Regions from separate parts of the Homo sapiens genome. Here region 1 is linked to region 2. Evidence: read pairs that join two places in POLR2A ChIA-PET (ENCODE). Cell type or tissue: PC-3. All regions are shown on one strand. Links, peaks and the distances in the headings refer to the core of each region. The heading gives the core; the rest is flanking DNA. Region 1 overlaps ZNF385D (zinc finger protein 385D). Region 2 overlaps ZNF385D (zinc finger protein 385D).

Region 1 (12,082 bases), core at 2,882-7,881, 53 kb before region 2:
CAGATCAGAATCATTCAGGAAAATGCAGGGCCAATTTCAGAAGCCGTGCTTCTTACAGAATTTCTCTCCCCTCTCAGCAGGCATTCCTGCTCAAAGCAATTTGACTCATTCTGTTTGTTCTTCCTTTGGGATTAATGTCCGTTCAAAAGCACAAAATAATCTTTACAATTTAAGTCAAACAGGCCCATGAATTTGAAGGGACTAACTCCAATTCCTGAGGCTGTGATCAGAGCCCCTTCTCCAGTTTCCTTTTAGGGTTATTTGTTGTTGCGTTTTCTACAAAACGTTTGGGTTTACAGTGATTAGGTCACTTCACGAACTTCTACTGTCTAAGACATATCAATAAAGAAGAATAGCTGTGAGGGAGTTGTATATTCTCAAGGCATTCAGTCACATTGGAATCATGAGCGAATCTCAGGTAGATTTACCAGGTCAACACTGGCTGTTGCAGAATGTCCAGGAATGAAAGTCTCCCATTTACTGAGTTACAAATGTAGGTCTCCAGTTATCTTCATAACCTGGGCAAGCTTTGACAGACAAATCAGATGCCTTTCTTAGTCCTCTCACTGGATTCTAACCAAAAGATGATTGGACACTTTGCCAGAGGTATAAGGAAACTGTCAGCATTATTCTATTGTCTGTCTTCCAAGACTTACAGAGAGGTTTGGATGCCCTAATGTTGAGGGTTTGTGTCGGGGATAGCAAACTGTGATTAACTGGATTAGATACTGGTATGTTGTGTTAAGGAGGATTCTGAGGCCAACTGGAAATATAATTGATGAATAATATATGCCCTGAGTACTAGAAGGGGAGTGGTATAATGGATTCTTATACTTGGCTTATGGGGACAATACAGATAATATGATTTTTACAAAGAACGAGCATTAAAATCAATCAACCTATGTACGCATAGGTTGAATTAGCTGCTACAGAGTACTTAATTTCATAGATTCCCCAGTTTCCACAACTAAAAAACTAAATTATTAAGGACTAACAGAATTGCTATGAAAATTAACAGCCTATGTATATATGAACTACTCAAAATTTAGAGTGGTTATTATTATTATTTTACTGGTTATTATTATTTGAAATTAGGACTGCTTTAAATAATTCAGTCTATATGATCCCCCACACACTAGCAGAATACAATTTCATTACCAGAATATTTTACTCTAATTGTTAAATTAAATTTCTCTCTTAGAAATTTATTTAGGCCTGTGCTTTTCTAGACTCCCAAATTCTAAGGAATAGTAAGAACATGAGCTTCTAGTGAATCTGCAGCCAAAGAAAAATCAGATGCAATTTCTGTGGCATTCTGCATTAGTTAGTTAATTCTGGCTCAGCCTGAGTTGAGCAAAATGGATGGGAATTAGTTGTACAAGTCAAGATGTATATGTGCCTCATGCCAAGCTCCAGATTTGTATATTTAGGCTGCAATTCACAAGAGGGTGAGAACATGATGATGTCAACCAGAAAAACCTGTGTTTTCTCATTAACCTTGGCCTCTGATCTTGGACTTCTGGTCAGTGCTGGGATTCTCAGGGCCCAGGGACCCTCCCAAAAGCTGCCTCAGATTTAGCCTTTAATGCTCATTATCTCCACTGACATGGCCCCCAGCAATGACAAGTCCCACTGATTATTTGCGTCCCTTTCATGTTAGTTTAGCTTTAATCCTTGTGTTTAACTGCACTATTTTACGATGTCTTTCCTTTTATCATAATATAGATGTCCCTTTCCTTATGTGTTGCATTGGTGATAGCTCCTTAACCCTGATATGAGGACTTTCTTCTACCTGGGGCTATAAGCAGTTTCTCTTTTTTTCTGGATTTGTAAATCCTATATCTGCTGCCTTCTGGCCATTTGAATGTGAAAATGCAGGTCCTTTCCTTGGAGGACATTTCTGCTCCTATCAGTTGTTCTTTCAATTTGGTGGAAATCAGGACTTGGTAGATATTTGAAAAGGAGAGAGGTATAATACAATAAAAAAAAAAATACATATGGGCTTTGAAATCATCCCTATCTGGTTTCTAATTCTACCTAGCTCTACCATTTAGCGAGTGGTTTATCTTGAGTAAGATGATCTTGCTAAACCTCCTTTTCTTCACCTGTAAAATGAAAATAAGGATATCTTCATTGTTTATACAAATAATGTATGTAAAGTTATCCAGCAAAGAACCTAGACCATAATATAGGCTCAAAGGGACAGGACTCCTTATAAAAATAAAATATGGTTGTGTGGATCTTCTTGCTTACAATCATTTAATAGGCATTTTATTTCTCTTCCATTTAAAGTAAATCCTTTTTGGGATTCCACAATTACTACAATTCCATTAGGAACTGATTTTACATCTTCTCCAAAGACTAAATGTTTCAGAATTAAAAGAAAATATAAAGTAAGGTTTGTTTTAAGCACAACCTGCCAGAAGAAACAATCACATTGAGGCCGAGACTAAACAGAGCTCAAGTCAGCTCCGCAGGGAATGTTCTTAAGGAAATTGAAATCAGAGTATCTTTTTGGTATTATAGAGTTTGTAAGAATGTTCACCAAAGCAATGGAATCCAAGAACTCACAGTTCCTAAACCTTGGAAGCTAATGGGTACTGCAAATGCTAGAGATGTGCTAAATATAGGCCCTTAAAACAGTGACAGTGTGGTATTCACTGTTCTTAATAAATTTTATTTAATTTGATGCTGGTGACAGTGACATGCCAACAACAGTTAGGTTTCCTAGGAATTTTGTGCCATGGTCTTTATGAAATAACATTAGATTAAAATGTGGAAAAAATCACAACGGAACGTTGAGTGAAAACATTCACAATCAAGTGAATGTTCTTAGAGCTATCATCATTAAGTAGAATTAGTTACGTTGAATGCAAACTTAGTTTCTATTTTGTTCTTCTAAACTATGCAGGCAAAATAAAAGGGACAATTGAATAAATAATGAGTTGATACAAAAAGAATACAAATCTAATACCTATGGAAAAACACATGGTTATCTGGTAGACTCAACATATGGATAATCTACAATATACTGGATTATAAACATGATAAACTTGTGGAGGCAAGATGCTTATGAAATTGCTTTTTGAATAATCCTTTGCCTTACAAATGATCGCCTCTTAGTATATACTGATTTGACTTGCTCTGGCAAAGTTTAATTGAAACTAGCTTTTTGTTTATACATTTTTTCTCTACCACCTTTCATCAAAAAAGGGCAATCTCTGAACAAAATGTAGATATAAGAACTTACACTCTGGAAGCAGAATGTTTTTGGACAAATCCTGGCTCTACCACTTACTAACTGCATGAACTTGAGCAATTGTTTTAACCTTACTACTGCTCCATTTCTTTATTCACTAGACTATTAAAAGATCAAAGGAGCTATCCTACAGAGGACCCAGTACAGTACCCAGTGTATGGAAGCAGAAATAATATTGCTTTTATGCCACGGGAATCAAGGGGAGTTGTTTATGAGATAGCATAAATTTACACCTAAAAATGAAATCCATGTTTAAGAAAGATAGAGGAAAAGATGTTAATAAAATAAAAAGCCTAGGACTTAGTGTGTTTGGGCCATTTATTTTTCTGAAGAAAACAATAATGGGAGCTTAATTGCACTAAAAATCTTTGATAAAATGTTTCTCACCTTTTAGCAGTACACTCCAATAAACTCTGATAGTTTAATCCGCTTTTCTTTTCTAGTTCTTCAAAGAAGCTGCTGGTTTGTAAATGTACACCATTGTTAATTTGGACACAATAAAAAAATGGGTACAATATCTCAGCAGGCTGTGATGATTCAGCTTCATGTATTCATTTGTTTGCTCACTCATTTTTCCATCCATCCATCCATGCATCCATCCATCCATCCATCCATCCATCCATCCATCCATTTCTAAAACAATACACAAGTCACTTAATAGATACCAGGAACCTCCTAATATATAGAAGTCAAGAATGAATGGAACAGATATTCTTCTTAACAAACAGCTTCCTCATATAGGGAGACAGATACAAAGTCAAGTAAGTCTAGTAATGTTGGCTAGAAGGAAGCCTGTGCAGGCCAGAGCAGGGCACCAGGGAGTGATCTTTCTACAGAGATGTCCAGGAAATACTGAATAGAGTAACTCGTGTTTGAGCTGCATCCTGCACCAGGAATAGATGATTGGTTTTCTTAGTAATACTTTGATGTAGGTTTCAAGAGCAAGTTGGGTGCAATGTAACTTAGATAACACAAATTACATTGCTTACTATGCTTTCAGGGGTTATAATTTACATTTTATGATTCACATTTTGGGGTCTAAATTGCTAGTTGAAATGTGACATTCCAAAAGTGAGTTTTATTAGATATTCTGGATTGAATCAGTTCCTTTCTATGCCTATCAGGCTTATTTACCCATATGTATAGTGTCCCACTCTACTTTTCCTTCCCAGTCAAAGTGGAGAAAATAATTGTCTCCATTGGTCTCCATTATGATACCCTCACTCATTCCTCACCCTCCTCAAAAGTGGCTTCTCTGTAATGCGACCCACATAAATGACTGCACTTAAATGGCTCGTAAAGGTCACCAAAAATCTCCATGACATTAAATCTATCAGACATTACCATCTTACTTGATCCTTCTGCAGCCTGAGACAATGTTGACCATTCTTTCCTTTTCTAAACAGTCTCTCCCTTTTGCCCAGCCCCACTGGCACAGAGAAGTTCGTGCAGGCAAGTCTCAGTTAAGAGGTACAGATCATGAGTAAACAAGACCATGTAACAAGATTTTAGCATTATTTTTTCTTTTTAAAGAGTGAGATGACCAAAGCCTAGATATCATGGGTAAAATTTCCCTGAGAGACAGATGTAGTAAGCCAGGTTTAACTGCATACATTAGCTTAGTTTAAACACTTGCCATTAATGAGACTAGATTTTGACACAATTTGTTGGCAGAAATGAAAACTTTGTGATTGTACTTCCAAGGGTTATCAGATACTAATAAACACTCCTTTGCCCTATGACTGGCTCCTTTATGCGTGCTTGGTTCAAAAATGTGATATTATTTTTATCTAAAGCACACATTATTCATTAGTGTTTACTTAATCATTAACTTTTTAAAAATTTGGTTTGTTCTTTGAGTATGATCATCATTGCTCACACATGAAGATTCATAGACTGCCATGGTCATCTCTAGAAATGGACGATGATTTCTTTCTGGCATGGTCCCAACGGTGTCTGGCTTCTGACAGTGACACATTCAGCTCTGAGAAAACTCTTCTCCTCAATCTGAAAAGTCAAAGGACCCAGGAGAAAGCAAGAGTTTCTCTCCCATTAGCAATTCATTTTGAAACAGACTGTATCAAGCATCTTATCTGTAAATTATTTGCTGCTTGAGAACATTGCTTTGCACTGGAGCTGTAATGTCCAATAGCACCTTCTGTGAGAATGGAAGTGTTTTATATGTGCAGTGTACAATACAGAAGCCTCTAGCCCCATGTGGCTATCAGACGTTTGAAATGCGGCTAGTGTGACTGATAACTGAATTTTTTTTATTGTACTAATTTTAATTCATTCAAATTTAAAATAGTCACATGTGACTGTCAATGGCCACCATATTAGACATCCCAGCATGATACCTCTTTTATTAGTTATGATTCATGGTGTGAAATTTAATTTTAAGAAATTCCTCTGGAGGGAAATTTTGTGATTTTATATTCTATATCACTAGCAGTAAACTTGAGAGGAATATTCCAGGCAAAATCTTTTGATTTCCTATAAAGCAGGCACCTGTCCTGAATTATTCACTGTCTACCTGACAAAGGGGCTGCAGTACAGAGGGATATTTGGGGTTAAATATTTAAAACTCCTTGCCTGATACTCCTAACATAATTTTTCTCTAGTATGTTTCAGGCACCAGAAATTGTCATCAAAGTTAGTTAAATAAGTGAGAGATCCCGTTTTTCTTCTAGTGGAGACCTTGATTCAGGATATTGGCAACTGGATAATTATCAGTGTTTTGATTTTGGTCGTGGCATTTAATGACAGTGACAGATAAAATATTATTAGTGCTTCTTTCCTAGCTTCCTTCCAAGTGTGTTGAGGTGACTTACTGGAATATTTAAATACCACAACTGAAAATGAATAAATAATTTGGACAAGGGGAAACCCAGATCACTTCCATGTGATTTCCTTCATGGGAAAAGATCGAATCACTGACCATTGACATGGGCAAATGTTTTTGAATCAGTATTTCCAGAATGGAGCTCCAATTGCCCTGACTCATACTCCCATTCTCACCTCATTCCTCTCTGTGGTCATAAGCAGGATGTATGAGACAGCAGTCACCATCCTGTGTGGATTAGGGCTGACAACTTGCCCTTATGGGATCAGACCTTGAGTTTCAACATTTGAGTTGACCTGCTAAGGCCAGTTCACTTTAGGTCAATGAGGAGCTTTATAGTAAGTGCTGGATCAACTTTCTGAAACCTAGTCAGTGAATCAACAATCCAAAACAGAGGAGAGGGGCGGGGAGAAAAAAAGAAAAGAAAAGAAAAAAAGAAACAACGAAAGAAAAATGGTTACCAAATCATACTAAATTCAAATATTATGTCAAAATATGTTTTTAGTTATATCATTCTGTTGACAGAGATGGGAACTGGATGGAGTTTGGATGACTGAGGTTTAAGGAAATATGGGTAAACATACAATTTTCCTGGACAAAGAGTAAAAAATCCCAACAGGAAAATTGCTCATTGTTATCCCCAACCAACAACCTTGAATATTTGAGAGGCAGACATGCAAGGGAATGTGACAAACACATATTTATTTATCCGATTTGGTCAGCAGATGTTAAAGAATGTAAATTTGAGGGGTTTTGAAACATATTTGATATGATACTCATATCTTTCTGGATTCTTCTTCAAATATAAGGCAGTGCCAGCATGTTCCCATGCTGGGGATAAAAATCAGCGATAAATACTGAATATTCCTTCACAAGGAATGTGACCCTTCTTTCCTTCCTTCCTTCCTTCCACCTTCCTTTCATAAAAACCTCTCATAAGATAGCTGGCTTTAACAAATTATGTCTCGGAACTAATTTGACAAAATGATTCTGTAAGGTGTATTTTTTAAATTGTTGTTTTGTTTTGTTTTTATCATATTGTTGTTTTAGTTCAAAAGCTATTTGTATCAGTGCATTAAAAATCATTAGAGTTGTTCAGTTTCTTTCTGGTAAGATATTTTGCTTCCTAGAAGCTTGGCTTTTGATTTTATACATTGGATATTATAAGAGATACCTGGCAGAATTGTGTGTTTTAAAGGAATTAAGAGGATAGAAGGCTAATCCATGCCAATTAATGAATAGATATATTAAATTATCTATATTCTCTAGCTTTACTCCCACCCTGGCTGGCCAATTCCATTAACTACAGCACTCCATGGCCAATGTTTTGGCCAAATCAAGTTTTGCTTTTTTAACTGAAGAATGATGATATTCTTAAATTTGGAAAGGAGAGCTTTATTTTTCATAAACGTTTGCAGCCTGCAGGCTGGCCATTCTGACAGGCGGGGAAGCATAGCCTCCAACCAGAAGCCAGAAACAGACACTTCAAGGAAGGGACGAAGGGAACAGGAATTTATGCTGAAAGAGGTGGCCAAATACATGTGTAATATGCTATAAAAGGAGCCATGAATATTTATGAAAGTAGAAGATGTACATGCACAACTGAGCTTTATGCCTCTCCGTGGGACCTGTGTTCAAAAAATGGCGATGTTAGCATGATCCAAGGCTGAAGTCTGGAGCCCTCTGATGTCAAATAGGGTAGCAGAGGACACAAAAACCTTCACTGCGTATTCTCCCTAGACTGAGCAAGAAGCACTCTGCCATCGGTGGTCTCTTACCCACAAGGAATGCTGGTCCATTTTTTTTGTGGAAACTTAAAACGGAGCAGCATCAGTTGTTTGGTTGAAAGGGCTAGTTTCTGGTTAGCCCATAAGGAAGAAAGGCTAATGGCTGTTAGTGAGGGAGGGGGTATAAGTAGGCGTGTCTGATCTCCCATCCCTTCATGGCTGGGAACTCAGTTTTCAAGGTTTCTTTGGGTTCTCCTTGGCCAAAGGGGATTCGTTCAGTCATTGGGGGGGGGGGGGGGGGGGGGGGCGCCTTAGGATTTCATTTTTATTTCTCAGCATTTATGCCGTTATTTATTTTCGACTTCTTATTAGTAGGATCAGATCTAAAGTTTTTATGCCTACTATCACATAGACCTCTGAATTCCTATAGTGAGTCCCTCTCTTGCCCGGTGGACATAGCAAATTCTAACTGAAATATTTGAAAATGGATTTGAATAATTCTCCATGTATGTCAAATTAGTTGCTTATTAAATAACTACTTAGGATCTAATATTATACAAAATGCTCTGTATGATTTCCTGCTATATGTGAATGTTTGGAGGAGTTTAGTAATGTAATCATAGCTTATTATTGAAAAACACATAATTTCAACATAAGTATTTATGTCAATATAAATAAGTGCATATATATTTTAATATAAATAAGTATATATATTTCAATACAGATAAGTTGATGATGTAGGGAAAAGATACTAAAGATACTATAGAAATGATCCTATCAGGAAATTAGATGTTTCTGCTGTTTTCTATCAATATATATATGTTTTAATGATGCACGAAATTCTCCATTGGCATGAATATTTAACAGTGGCAATCCGTGATCATTTTGAACTTCAGTTTTGTCACCTGGGGAAATGAAAGATTAAGTAGTAGATTAAGGTTAAGATTAAGATGAAGTTGTCAGGCAGGATGTCTGTGACTGACGAATGCTGAATGGATTGAGTGCAGAAGTTCAAGGTTAAAAGCGTTGTATTATGGAGAGAAAACCACCGCACTCTCATGGAGTATTTCAATATATTAATTTACAAAGTAACCTCTTATTGTGATCATTCTTCTGAGGCAGTCAAGATAAGCGAAGAGAAAAAAATGAAGGTAGCTTTAAAATTATCTTGATTGACTGCTTTCAGAAAGCCTAAGTAGCTGCTTTGGAAGTTCTTCGGTTCATTAAAAAATATATTTCTCATGTGGTGAGCGCCAGTTGGCCAGGCACTGTGTTAGGGCACTTTATATATATTATCTAATACAGTAAATTTCCACTGACAACCACTGGTTTAGAGTTCCTATTTATCTGTATGAATTATCAAAACAAACATGTCTAAATTTACATATTAATTTGCTTTTCAAAAATGCAAACTTCTGAAATGAATGTGTCTTACTTTCTCAGTCTCTATTAACAAATACTTAGGAATTAGTAACTCTGTTTTTGTTTTTTCATATTCACAAGTTAGTACTTTTGTGAATATACGGCCCTTTTAAATTGACCGAAACAACATTTATTATGTTTATTCTATAGTTCGCATTTGAAACTTAAATTCTAAACATATGCTAACAAAAACATCAAAAAAGGAGGGAGAAGAATTTTGTGAACATTAATGATCACTTAGTTTACATTAATTATTCAGTACCTTATTCAGTATTGATTGCTATTCTGTACTAATAAATGCTTTTGTCATTTGTTGACTTTAATGTCACACAACAAATTTTGGTGTAGAGATAGTAACTTCTCTGAAATCAGACTAATTTGTTAAAACTGTGTAATAAAATAGCATAGGCTATGAAATATGTGGTACTAGACATAGAGTTTATATATTTTTCTGACCCTACTCCATGGAGGCTTTAAAAGACCTGCTTCAATTAAGAATATTAATATTTCCAGAAATGTGGCATTCCAATGAATAAAGTGACATTGTTGGTAAACATTAAGAACAAAACTTTCTCACCTATAGAAATGTCTACAAATCTATTATACATTTTCATGTTTATAGTTATCAAGATAATTTTATGATAAGTAAAATAATAAACATTTATTCATACCTTAGATGCAATAGTTTCTATTTAAATATGGGAAAACGAAATAGCTATTTTCTCAAAGAGAATATTTTACTTTGCTTTACAGATGAAACATATTATATTTGCCGGTTTTGATTTTGCACTATTTGCAAATAGTATTCTTGTTGCTGAGCAAGTACAGATTGGTACAAGTAAAATATTTTAGGACTAATCCAGATTTCAAAAGCAGAAATGTTAGTCACAGATAATTTTTAAGAAGTAGCTTCGATTTCGTGCCTCAATATCAGTGCTATAGGTTTGGAGGCAAGCATCTATTTTAGAATAAAGCAATTTTTCATTTTACTTAAACACCTGAATTGCTGTATCCTGGTGTCACAGATCAAGTTATTCTGAAAGTGAGCTCTGAGACTTTATTAGGGAGTGCTCATGGAAACATCATTTGTGAGACGTGAGGGATATAGGATTGGGAAGAGGAAGGAGCTGGACTGTGATGTAGTCACAGCAGAGGCCTCAGCCTACCCTAGATGCCATGAGGAACTTTGGAGGTAAAATAGAGCTTCAGAGTTTTCCTGCTTTGAGGCAAGGGGGCAAAGCCAGTAAACTCCTGCATGAATCAGTCATTGCTTGGGGCTATCAACTCCTCCACTTAAGGGTCACCTTAGGTAAGGCAGCTCCCTTTGGCCCAGGGCAATTTGTAAAGAGGCTCTCAGGCCAGGGACATCAGCCACCAGCACTCCAAGCAGCTGAGAGGAGTGCCTTGGTGCCGAAGGGGGTTCTGGGAATCAGACCCACAGCATCCCTACACCTGTATTTGCATAGCAGATAGTCTAAAAATATGTAGACACATGTCCTCTGCTTTCCTACAATCTTATACATTGCTCTCTTCCAACAGGTGAGAAGAGATGAGCTTAAATATTTTTTCGAACTTTCTAAGGTTTTTATGACTCTTCTTTGAAGGTTTTTTTAACCCCTAGGAAGGAAACTCCAGTTGCAACACTGAGAGAGGACCTTGAACTGTTTATACAAGTATAAATGAAATAGATATCCTAAAAGAGAGAATGGGAAATTAAATTTACATGATAATTGAATGGACATATTTTTATTATTTATATCTCTCATTGTGCTAGATAAAAAATCAGCTTGAGCTATTCCTTAACTTCTTTGGATACCCTAAACCAGAGGAGGACTTAAAATAAACAATTGTAGAATATTTTCTTGCTAAATTGCATTCTTGTAATTATAAGCATGGTATTTTCTGCGGAAGCAAGATAAACAACTGCAGAGTTTATCAACATATTTCTTTTTCTCTACATGATGTTATGTTGTTAACCCTTACCGAATTTCTGAAATCTTAGAATCAAACCAGGTGAATGTATATGAATATCATTTGCAAAGAATGATGTGTGACACAAATGAAAGTAATTTAGGGCCGGGCATGGTGGCTCACACCTGTAATCCCAGCACTTTGGGAGGCCGAGGTGGGTGGATTGCTTGAGCTCAGGAGTTTGAGACCAGCCTAGGCAACATAGCAAAAACCCGTCTCTACTGAAAGTACAAAAACTAGGTGGGCATGGTGGCATGCGCCTGTAGTCCCAGCCACTTGGGAGGCTGAGGTGAGAAGATCAGCTAAGCCCGGGAGGTTGAGGCTACAGTGAGCCATAATGGCACCACAGCACTCCAGCCTGGGAAACAAGAGTGAGATCCTGTCTCAAAAGCAACAACAAAAATAAAAGTAATTTAAAACTACTTCTTAAATTTCACCACATCACTGATTTCGACCAAATCTTACTTTACTTCTGAGTTTTTGTTTTTGAAATAGAGTCTTGCTCTGTCGCCCAGGCTGAAGTACAGTGGTGCGATCTCGGCTTACTGCAACCTCTGCCTCCTGGGTTCAAGTGATTCTTCTGCCTCAGCCTCCCAAGTAGCTGGGATTACAGGTGTGCACCCCACATTTGGCTAATTTTTGTATTTTTAGTAGAGATGGAGTTTCGCCGTGTTAGCCAGGCTGGTCTTGAACTCCTGACTTCAAGTGATCCATCCGCCTTGACCTTCCAAAGTGCTGGGATTACAGGCGTGAGCCACCACACCTGGCCTTACTTCTGAGTTTTTTAAAGATGTACCATCCAAAAATTTATTTTGGTTTTTAAAATTTTTAATAAAAGAGAAACTTTTAACAACACTAAAC
Region 2 (12,082 bases), core at 2,478-7,477:
GTTCTGAACACTTTGCTATTTGCCAAGGACTAAAGTTATGGTCAAATTAAGACTCTTTCTTCTAATGTAAGCAAGGAACATTATTCTCTTGAGTCATTCATTTTTAATGAATATGTGTGTGTTTCTATAGCCATCAGTGAAGGAAAAGAAAAATGTTGCTAAGTATTCTTGTTTAAGAGGACTGGATTCAGACAAAGATTGTGTGAATGATTTTGTCACAGAAGGCCAAAAATCTTTAGCACCGCTGGTTTAGGAACTTTCCACTTCAGTATGCCCTGTAAAAGTCTCATGTCATCCTTCCTGATTGTCCTCCTTTGGATCATTTCATATATTAACTGTCAACGAGAACGGCAAAAGCACGTAAAATGCCTGCATCTGAAAAATGTGAACCTTGGGAAGACTTAGGAAGTCTCTGACCTTAAAATTGGAATCATTTCCTTTGCTTCTTATTTATAAAGTTAATTAGGTGATATCCTTAGTACCTTACCGACTATTGGGGTCTGCTATCAAATTATTTTTAAGTCTTTTCCGAAAGTCAATTTTGATCTATCTTGTTACATTGTAACAAATTTATTAGAACTGAATCAAAGAAAATATTTGGGAGATGGTTAGGAGGTATATTATGAGAATATTTATACATGAATGAATGCTTACGAAGTTCAATTTTTATGGAATCTTTATCCCTCCTTTTAAAGCCTATGTGACTGGGAATGAAGGTAAGGCGGGTTTGGCAGATCACTCTAAGGAGAAGGAAACTTTTACCTCTGTTCTTTAATGGATTCAAACTTGGCTTCAACTTGGAAACAGGAAAACATTTGGCAGCTGCGGAGTGACTTCAGTTGAAATAAGATGTTTCCTCACCTTCCAGGATTCAGATTGCAACTGACTCAACGTTTTCCTGGAATGCCTGGCACTAAGTCTGCATGCTGCTTGAGTTGGGTCTTCTGAGCTTGGTGGGTAAAAGGGTGGAGTAATGGTTTCCTTCCTAAGTTCTAGGTAGGCACTCAAAGTTTCTCTGGAAAGTTGGGAAGCCAGCAGTTTCCCAGCTGCCCGGATTTCCACCAATCCAATTCTTGCCAGCAGTCATTATAAAGTCTCAGAGTATGATTATTTTTCAGATTTCTGTCATTTTAAAAGAAACTAAGTCTCTCCCAATGCAGGTAACATATCTTTTTCATCTTTTATATGTATCTGTCTGGCTGGAAATAGCATTGATATGTTTATTGCAGTGCTTTATGGGGAAAAAAATTACTTCCTTCAATGTCCATATTTAATATAGGACTAATTTTGGAGGTCACCCCCTGAAAAGCAGACATATGACATGGTGATCACCCATGCAGGACAAAGCAGGACTCTGTGCTAAGGTTTGTGGCCAAGCTGGGAAGCTCCAAGGGCAGAACAAACTGTAATTTCCAAAACTGTGTTGTGATGGCAATCAAGAGCACTTTTATGAATAGAGGCATTTCTTAAAATAGTGCGGTTGGTTTCCATAAATTAAATGATGTTGATTGGTTGCATATGAAATGGGAATAAGAAGCTGAATTGGATAATTTTAACATTTTCTTCACTTTTTCTGGTTCCATCTTGACTAGATTTATGCTTCAATCCATTTATGTCTCTGAAAAAGCAAACTACCATAAGTCGTCATAAAGCCATTCCCTTTCTCAATACAACCTGATTATTTTAACATATTTGTGCTTTTTACTTCAAACCCGTCAACATGCATAATCCTGTACTAATTTTGTCAGAGTTACATTGCTTTACTTTTTCAAGAAAGAGAATCTTCAGCTCAAATAGTCATGGTAAATTGGGGGAAAATGATTTAAAATCAGTATCATTGGGCCATGTATTATAAAAAGCAGCAAAGCAAAACTGCTGTGGTATCTGCAACCATACCATATACTGTAGTGATATTTTAAGGACCATGTGTACACAAAGACATTGTGGTTTTTTGTTTTTTTGTTTTTGTTTTAAGACACAGGGTCTTTCTCTGTTGCCCAGACTGGAATGCAGTGGTGAGATCATAGCTCATTGTGGGCTCAATTTCCATCATAGCTCGAACTCCTGGGGTCAAGCGATTTTCCCACTTCTGCCTCCTGACTAGCTAAGACTACAAGCATGCACCATCATGCCTGGATAATTTCTTGATTTTCTTGTAAAGACTGGTCTTGCTATGTTGTCCAGGATGGTTTCAAACTCCAGGGCTCAAGAGATGCTTCCACCTCGGCCTCCCAAAGCACTAGGATTAAAGGTGTGAGCCATCATTTCAGAAAAAAACAAAAACAAATGTTTTTTCCCTGAGATCGGTTATTAATGTGTAATAAAAGTGTCATAAATGCCAAACATCATTTTATGACTTACGATAAAATAGGAGCTTGTATCAATTAAACATACACTAGGTTCTAGATACCATGCATAAGTGCTTGAACTACATTATCTCTTTGGATTTGTACAACAACCCAGTGGGGCAGGTGCTTTGTATTCTTTACATACAGATGAGGAAACTGAGAGCCAAAATCACACAGGCAGTAACAGCAGAGCTCTAAGATAAATGAGGGCAGTATAAAATCTGAACCCCTGTGCTCGAACATGTTATACTGCCTCTAACTATTTAAATACTTGTTCTTCTAGTTGAGAAAATCGTCTTAGCATCATCTTTTTTTCAGTGACAAGTTGGGAAAGAAAGGCTAATAAGCATTTTCTTTTTCATCTGGGGCAAGCTATATAGAAATGTGATTCTCCTTTACCATTATATTTTGCTTTCATCCTCCACATAAATCATGTTGAAAGAACAGATAAATTAATTTAGAGACATGAATTTTGGTTAAAATAAGCCTAGGTTATAGAAGTATTAGAGCCATGATCAAATAAATTGATGATTAAGCAAACCACATTATTTTAGATGAAAAAGCTAAATAATAATCATTACCAATATAAATTAAAAATAAGACTTCTTGAACTATATGGATGGACTGAATTCAATACAGAGAATTAGTTGACATGTATGAACACTTTCTTATCTGTAATATTACGTGAAGCCTTTAACATCTCAGAACCTCCTTAGGAGGAAGAAAGGTCATGTATGATTATCTTGTTTTGATGGGTGAAAATCTAACTTTCAGGATTTCTCTCCTAATAAGTGGCAAAACTACAATTTCAACCTTGATCTTCTCACTCAAAATGTAGGCCTTAATTTATTCCATCACTTGACTTCTCAAAGCATTAGCTTTCCTTTCTGCTTTGACAGGTTCAGTACCAAACTAAGTGAAAAAGGAAGCCTTGGAATCTGGAAAGTTTATAAGCAAATGACCTCTGTGGACACTGTTAACTGTTTGTGTCAAGGCAAATTTAAGATATTGAAAGTCTGAAGACAACTGCTTTTGACTTTATTTTCTTTTTGAAGTTTTATTTTTCAATGACTTCCTCCTTAATCACTTTTTTCCTATTAAAATAGATTCATCTTTTATCTAGGATAAAAGCTAAGGGAGATTTTATGGCATCAGAGTCTTAATTTGAGTGCATTAAAAAATGAGTGGAAGCTCATGGTCCCTCCTGTAAAAGAAATTGCACCTTTTATTAGCAGGTTGAGTCTCTTCTCTGGACTGTAAAATGACAAAGCACATGTTCCTCGCTAAGGAAATAAAAGCAAAACAAAAATACAAAAAGTTAAAATCCAGAAGAGTAATACATTTCCTCTTGTAGACTAAGTTCCAAAGAAAGCACACACGTGCGTGCACGCACACACACACACACACACACACACACACAGTGGTAACAGGTTGGAAGGAACACTTCAAATTAATACAAGAACAGAAGACATAAAATTAGTAATCAAATGGGGAGCTTTTTGTGATAAGAGCAGCCAATGTGCTTGAGTATCTCAGAAGATAATAGGTTACATTCATTTTTCCTTAGTAGCTAATTTAACTTTCCTGTTTTACAGCTCACATGCCTCTGTCCTTGCATTATTAGCCAAGTGGACATTTCTCATGGAAAGGTCGTCCTTAGTGGTGATCATTTGCTGCTGCATAAAGCAAACTACACTGCACACACACACACACACACACACACACACACACGGGAATTTTTTTTTTAACTGATGACACAGCAAATTGGCAGTTTCTTGCTCAATGCCTTGTCAACAACCTGAATTTTCATTCCTAGTAGCCACTGCTGTGGCCTGCCTTTAATGACTCCGCTTTATGTTTTACCATAGCTGCTACTAAGGTATGCTTTATTTTTTCCCCACCATGAACTATTCTTTACAGAAGAATGTTAATTAGTAACTGATAGATCTAAAGATTGCCAGCGACAGCCCATTAATTCCATTTACTTTAATAGGACTTAGAACTTAGCTTGCAGTACAGCTGTATTCAGACTGGATTATAAATGTAATTTTTTGCATCATTAACTTCCCTGATTAATCTTAGACAGCAAGCAAATGCATAATTATTAGGGGAAAAAGCCACCCAGTATTTGCAGCAAGGAGTCCAGCTTTAAAAGTTGTGCTTTTGCAGCCTCCCTATTAACATCATTGTAAGTAGCACAGATTTTTACAATGTAAAGACTGCTTTCCATTGCTTAATGGTTAACCAGGTATTTCCTGCTTCAGAAAATTGTGTGTGTGTGTGTGTGCGCACACACACATGTGCATGCCTGTGGGCACAGTATAAGCACACAGGCACATAGCGTTGCTTACCTACAGTGTTTAATTTGTGATGAATTCACTTATGATGATTTTGCATAGTAATAACACAGCATTAGTGGTTTGCATGTGTAGCTTTCCCTTTTGGGGGCTCCGTGCGCCTTGTCAATTCTGCCTCGAGAGTGTTGTGGAAAATGCCTCTTACTGAAGACATTTCAGGGGTTAAGTTCACTGGCAATCACCGTATCACAACTACCCTTGTTCCTGTTCGGTGTGTGACTCAGGATTCAGCCTGTCAGGCAAAAATGAAACTCAGAATCAAATAGATTAAGGGCATTCAAATGAGAATGCCCTTAGGGGGCTGAGATTGAAATATCTTGCCTGACATTCAGTGCTACCTGATGCTAAAAGGACAGGCTGACGTGCTAAAGGAAAAATGCCCTGGCATATGGGTAGTATGAATCCCAGTCTGCATTGAAGGATACTAATCATTGGCTTGTTGGTATAAAATGGTGCTTTATTCACATAAAGCTTCCTGCTAAGGAAAATGGAAAAATCTCACCCCAATCTTGTGCCTCTTCACTGAAAAGAACCACTAAGAGGGGATTTAGGAGATGGGGGCAGAGGAAGAGGGTTTAAAAATTCCTCTTTTTAGGACTCTTCCATAATGAGCTATGATGATTCATTTGAGTAGTGGTCAGCCCCATCTTAAGCATCCTTCCTCTGTTTTGGAAAAGATATTAGAGGACCAGTGCCTAGATCCTTTCTGGCCTTGATTTAAAATACAAAGCAGCCAGAGATCGCTGACTATTTCTGGTGTACACTTCGTTACTTTGTAAAATAACTTTCCCTTATGCTAAAATACGTGCAAATGTTTTGTAGACGGGCCCTTGAATACCTACAGTGTTAATTCTTACAGGCTTTTAGTCCAGTTAATCATACCGGTGCATTAGGTTTGTTAGTAATCATTGAAGAGAGATGCATGGTTGGGACCCAGAACAGAGGGCTGTGTCAGTACCCTCTTCATGCCCAAGTTTCCCTGGCAAGAACTCAGGGTGTAATGTGGCTGCTGCATGCAAAGAACCAAACTAGGTTTGCAAGAGCTTCCTAGCTTCCACTTTCCCTCATTCTTTCTCAGGCACAGTGTGGACAAATTACTAGGGATTATAGTTACCAGAGTTCTGGATATCTCTTTATCTGATGCAGTTCCTCGAATCACTTTAGCAATTAGGTCTAGAATATAGTGGGGTCTTCCCCACCATTAGTCCCTCAGCAGGCCAGGGCTGGGAAAACAAAAGCTGCTGCAGATTTTACAACTCTTACCACCATTCCCCAGATGGACAAAGACTTGTTATCCTCAAGGAGTTTCTAACGGAAGAGTCTCTCTCTATAATAGTGCTAGTGTTAAACAGGAGAATAATGTGAACATCGGATTTGTGTTTTATCAGTGTTGTTTTGGTTGGATAATGGGTTATGAATTTAGAAAGTAAAGACTACAGACATACCTAGTTGAACCTAAATATGTACATGCTCATACTTACATGCATAGACACACACACACACACACACACACACGCACACACACGATGACAACTAAGAAAGACAGGTTTACATTTCAAGTCTTCTGTACTGTTTGTTAGTGATCAGGTGCATTGTACCCACACACAACAAGCCAGTCACTGTGAGGATGGGTTTTGCAAAAAATAAAAGATTGTATTCACAAGGCTGCCATGCGAGGAGATGAGAGAACAAATCTCAAATCTGCTTCCCCCAAAATAGGACTTGGGTATACTTATGGGATAAGAAACAGGACAGTCTAAAGTGTGGGGAGAGGTGACTGGTGGGTAGAAAAGGTGAGGTAATTGGGGTTTCTCTGCAAGTGTAATCTAGCTACATGGTTTGCTGTAGGACATGTGCAGAAAATGGCAACATTAGCATGATCTAAGACTGGAGTTTTGGCTCCCTGATGTGAGAAGTTCACTCCTTGGGCACCTGTGCAGGCCCAGTTGAAGAACTGTTAGTCTCAACTGGCTTGACCTGGACAAGAGCTATCCCCTAGTTCCGTAAAAACAGCTTCAAACACCCATTACTGTAGTGACACACGGTCAGAGATGTTATCTATAAGGAAGCTAGTGGGAGTTTTAAGGTAGACTAGAAGTGATTAAAAGCAAGTTTGCAGTTAAGTTTGGTGGGCAGGTAAGTTTAGCCCTTGGTTTCACTACTGTATTGCTTTATGTTGGGTAGACTTTTGTTCTTTAACTGATAGACTTTTTTCCTTATTTAACATACTCATCCTTGCCAGTGTTTCCCAATTTATACTTACAGAACCTAAGGTGTACTGATTTATGTCACTTCATATTTTAAAAATATATATTTGTTACTCATTTACTGTGTAATGACTGGGATATACAGATAATTCAGACATGCCTCTTTTTACCCAATTCATTCTGAATAGGGCACTATATGAATTTTCTAGGAGTGCTATAACAAATTACCACACGATGAGTAGAAACAGCAGAAATTTATTCTGTCACAGTTCTGGAAGCCAGAAGTCCAACACTGGGTATGGCAAGACTGGCTCCTTCTGAAGGCTTTAGACAAGAATCCTTCTTTGCCTCTTCTTAGCTTCTGCTGGCTTCAGAAAATCCTCGGCATTCTTGGGCTTACAGCCACATCACTCCAGTATCTCCGTCTTCACATGGCCATCTTTTCTGTGTGTCTGTCTGTTAAATCTCCCTCTGCCTCTATCTTCTAAGTATATTTACAATGGGATTTAGGGCCCACCAGGATAATCCAAGGTAATCTCTTTCTCTCAGCATCACTAATTATATCACAAAGACCCTTTTTACAAATAAAGTAAAATTTACACTCTTGCTATAAGATAATATAGGTTTCTGGGATTAGGACATGGACAAATCTTTTTTTTGCAGGGAGGTGGGGGACACCATTCAACCCACTGCATAGGAGAAAAGAAATAATTGTACCAGGAATCTAGCCTTTCAATCACAATGAGAGACATGCCATTTGTTAATTCAGAATTAAATTCCCACAAATGGAGAACTGGAAGGGGTTTTAAGGGTTTGTCAGCTACAGAAAGCTTAAAAGTAACTTCCCTGGCTGCACACAACTTCTTAGGGGTGAAGGAGGGAAAGAAGGCCAGTTTCCTCACTCCTCACCCAGTGTTCTTTCCCTTCCACCATGCAGTCTCAAACATCGTACCAAGGGCACCAGAACTAAGTACTTTATAAAACAGTTTGATAGACATCAAAGGACATCAGTGCAACAAAGGACCTTGGCCATATAATGGAGTGGCCAAGAGCATTTATTCCTGAACTGAATCCGCGTTTCAATCACTTGCTGTTTTGACCTTGGGCAAGATACTTAACTTCATGTGTTGGGTTTCTGCATCTGTGCAGGAAAAATTATAAAAGTATCTTTCTCGTGGGGTTGTTCCGAGGATGAAGTGAACTAACATACATAAAGCATTGGGGATTATCTGGACCACGGGAGCACTCTGTAATGTTAGCTATCACTAACAAGCATCTAATCCAAATACCATTTTTTACAGATAAACGCAGGAGGTCCTAAGAGTTGTGATTCCCTCAAGGTCACATAGCTAGTGAATAACAGAGCTACGACTCAAACCCAGTTCTCACAAACCTAGTTTGGTTCTTTGCATGGCCACATTACACTCTGAGTTCTTGCCAGGGAAACCTGGACATGAAGAACTTAGGTTATTGTTTTGAGCACATGAGAGCTGAGAGACCTTGCCATCAATTTTATTAAGTGTAAGCTTAGAAATGAAAATTTTGTACCTTTAGTGGCTACAGAAGCCAGAATTCTCTAATACTTAACACATTAAGGCTTGTAAATGTAGAAATTGTTATTGATGTCACAGGTTTCAAGGACAGAGAGGAGATTGCTCAAATTTGGGCTCTGAGGCTTGTATTTTAACATATGTGATAGTGGCAAAATCAATGTGTTCTTGTGATTTAGGCAGACAGGGTACCTTCTGACTTTTTTGAGACCTTTCAAAAAATAATCAGGGAAAAGGAAGTAATAATTTGGGTATTTGCAGCTATAAAGAACTCTATTGCATTTTCATAAGTGATGACAATACACACATTTCCTTTTATAACACTGAAGTCCCAGCTTCAAAGTGACCTGTGTTAGTAATTTTCATCTTATTTATCAAAAACACACAAAAATCATGAGAAGTATTTTGTCCTATGCATTTAGACATTAAATGTTATAATGAGTGCTATTTCCAGAGATGTTCACTATTGTTTAGAGATGTTTTAACAACCCACATACTAAGTATAATAAGCAATATGAAATAAGCATGGGAACATGAATCTTTTTTTTAATTATAAAACTAGTTAAATGTAAAGGCTAGAGAAACATTTGTGGTTTGCAAGACTAAATATGCCTTGTTTTGTAGAGGTCACTTCAGGAATAAAAGTGTATTTTGCTGTGACTAGTTACTTAGCATAATAGTAGAAGGTCCCCCAACCTCCTTCAAAAATTCTCCCGCAAGGAAATTGATTTTCTCATGGAAGGTACTGAAGGGTATCTTTAGCATCAGTGGAGAAACAACTAATTTAGCACTATCAGTGAGTCAGGTATCTGTATATTCCCAGCAGTAAACAAAAATTAAGCCATTCCTTGCCCTGTTTCTATTACCCAGATTCCTTTGCAAGGAAATAGCATGCATTGTAGTCACCCCGGATTCTCAAATCGCCTGATATTGTGTGTTCTCATCCCTTTGGTTGACCTTTATTTTAATCACATTGTGTACATTATCATTATATGATTACTATTAGACTGGTTTTCATTTTTAATTCTTTTATTTTGTTCATTCTTTTAATCTTAAGGGGAAGGTTAGCCTTAAGGTAGTTTTTTCTTAATTCTAATAGATTTCAGCTTATTTAAATTGAACAAACTTGATGCCTGATTACAATTTTTCCTTTCCTGTTTTCCAAGAATTAATTCTATTTCTTAATTTTTCTATTCATTAATTCTGATTAGCCTTTCAGAAAGTTGTCTGTTCCCATCCTAGGTAAATAAAACCACTCAGATTCTGGAAGCTGTGTTTAGATTAGCTTGGTATGCCTTTTCCCCTCGTTCACTGAATAATGGGGTCTTTGCAAATTGATTTTTTTAACCAGTAAACACACACACACACACACACACACTCTTTCTCCATTTTCTTTGCAGTCATTCTCTCCAGAAATTAGATAGGGGAGGCCTTATAAGATAGTTTAGCCACCTGCAACCCTAACTATCCTAAGGCTTTCAATAGAAAATGACAAATAAAGCAAAGGACAACTGAAAAAAACAATAAAACTCTAGTGTTTTGATGTTGAAAAAAATGGGTAGAGGGTAAAATCAAGAACATTGGGGTGAGAATAAAATACAGAAGTTAAATGGAATAAATTCATATTTGTTGAGTTCTTATATATGAGACTCTTTGTTACATTTTGATATGGAGCATACTAATTTGAATATGACGCCATTTCAGAGACACCACTGTTATTAGTATATTTTGTGTTACTATTTATTAACAAATACCTGAGCCTGGGTAATTTATAAAGAAAAGAGGTTTATTTGCCTTACAGTTCTGCAGGCTGTACACAAAGCATGGCACCAGCATCTGCTTCTGATGAGGGCCTCGGGAAGCTTCCAATCATGGCAGATGGTGGAGGGGAAACAGGCTTATCACATGCTGAGAGAGGAAGCAAGAGAGCGAGAGGATGGAGGTCCCTGACTCTTTTTAACAACCAGGTCTCATATGAGCTCATTACCATGGTGAGGGCACCATGTCATTCATGAAGCATTCACCGCCACAACCAAAAGACCTCCCACTAGGCCCCACCTTCAACAATGGGGATCATATTTAAACATGAGATTTGGAGGGGGGCAAATATCCAAAACATATCACTTATCTTTCACCAAAAATGTTTTCTACTTTCCACTGGGGGAGGTTTTGTTGGCAGATGGCTATTCAGAGTACTATGTTTCCTAGCTTTCCTGTGAGTACAGCCATGTGTCTGAGTTCTAGCTAAAATAACCTATCTGCACCTGATAAAACTGTACTTCAGGGGCCGGGCACGATGGCTTATGCCTGTAATCCCAGCACTTCGGGAGGCCGAGGCAGGCAGATCACGAGGTCAAGAGCTTGAGACCATCCTGGCCAACATGGTAAAACCCCGACTCTACTAAAAATAGAAAAATTAGCTGGGCGAGGTGGCATTCGCCTGCAGTCCCAGCTACCTGGGAGGCTGAGGCAGGAGAATTGCTTGAACCTGGGAGGCAGAGGTTGTAGTGAGCCGAGATCGTGCCACTGCACTCCAGCTTGTGACATAGTGAGACTCCATCTCAAAAAAACAAACAAACAAAAAATCTGTACTTCAGGGCTGGCTGGAAAACAAAAAATCACCCCCTGCCATTCATCCATGTTCCTCCATGCTCATATCCACTCCTGTGTGACTGCAATCAAGGGAACCCCTAGGGGACTGTTAGGGTCTGAACTATATTCTTCCAAAATCTCTATGTTGAATGTGAATGTATTTTAAAATAAGGCCTCTAAAAAGGTATTTAAATTGAAATGAGCTCCTTAGGGAAGACGTTAATCCAGTCTGACTGGTGTCCTTTAAGAGGAAGAGATTAGGACATACAAGAAGAGACTCTAGAGAGTCTCTTGACTCCTGAACACACAGAGGTTAAGGCCATGTGAGGACAGAGAAACAAGGTGGCCATCTATAAGCCCAGGAGAGAAGCCTCAGGAGTCAGACCTGCTTATACCTTGATCTTTGACTTGCAGCCTCCAGAACTGTGAGAAATGAATTTCTGTTAGTAAAGCCACCCAGTCTGTGGTATTTTGTTATGGCAGCCCTAGAAAACTAATACAACAACATTGAAAACCAGATGTTAAATGAAGTAGAACCTTTGTCATCTAGGGTCCTTGGGGGACCACACATAAATGAGTCTCACTTCAGGCCTGCCCACCCACCTATTATAATCTTGTGCACAACAGCTGAACCATCTGTGTTTGAGTCATTCTTATATTTGGGGTCCAACTCATATAGCAATTTGTTCATCCAAGCCAGCAAATGTTTCTGCACAAAACAACCTTATAATATGTGGCAGTGATTGCTCAAGTAAACGTGGATATGATGTGCATGGAATTGAGCTGTGGATTAAGAGTGTCTGTTCCCTTACAAATTCATGTTTCTATGATTCATTCACATGCTTAGCTCCAACTTTCAACCCCAATATTCTCACTCTGTCCTAGACTAATAACACAAGTGTACCTATTTACTGCTGTAAGGGGTCAAAGGGCCATTCAATTAATAAATAAACAGAGGTTTATGTAATTACAATACTGGGAAATTCACTAAGGGTCATCTTGACCAAATGTCACGTGATGTTGGGTCC

Evidence for each region. ChIA-PET counts read pairs that join two places held together with the same protein. Peaks named below come from ENCODE experiments on the same cell type or tissue, not always from the same donor. Only the 100,000 strongest peaks of a DNase experiment are listed, where the experiment ranks them.
Region 1: POLR2A ChIA-PET joins it to region 2 with 6 read pairs; 4 of 35 experiments call an interaction of 5 or more read pairs at or near these places.

What each region holds. Positions count from the first base shown.
Region 1 is chr3:21,666,704-21,678,785 of GRCh38, reverse strand. All of the region lies in intron 1 of ZNF385D (zinc finger protein 385D), which reads left to right. Among named protein-coding and RNA genes, the nearest start is that of ZNF385D, 78 kb to the left of the region's middle. In PC-3, for the core only: no CTCF peak of the experiment used is centred there; DNase peaks (open chromatin) are centred at 5,185, 6,285 and 6,705; H3K4me3 peaks cover 1,325 bases; H3K27ac peaks cover 4,703 bases.
Region 2 is chr3:21,613,552-21,625,633 of GRCh38, reverse strand. The region is part of intron 2 of ZNF385D (zinc finger protein 385D); the gene reads left to right. Among named protein-coding and RNA genes, the nearest start is that of ZNF385D-AS1, 77 kb to the right of the region's middle. In PC-3, for the core only: no CTCF peak of the experiment used is centred there; no DNase peak of the experiment used is centred there.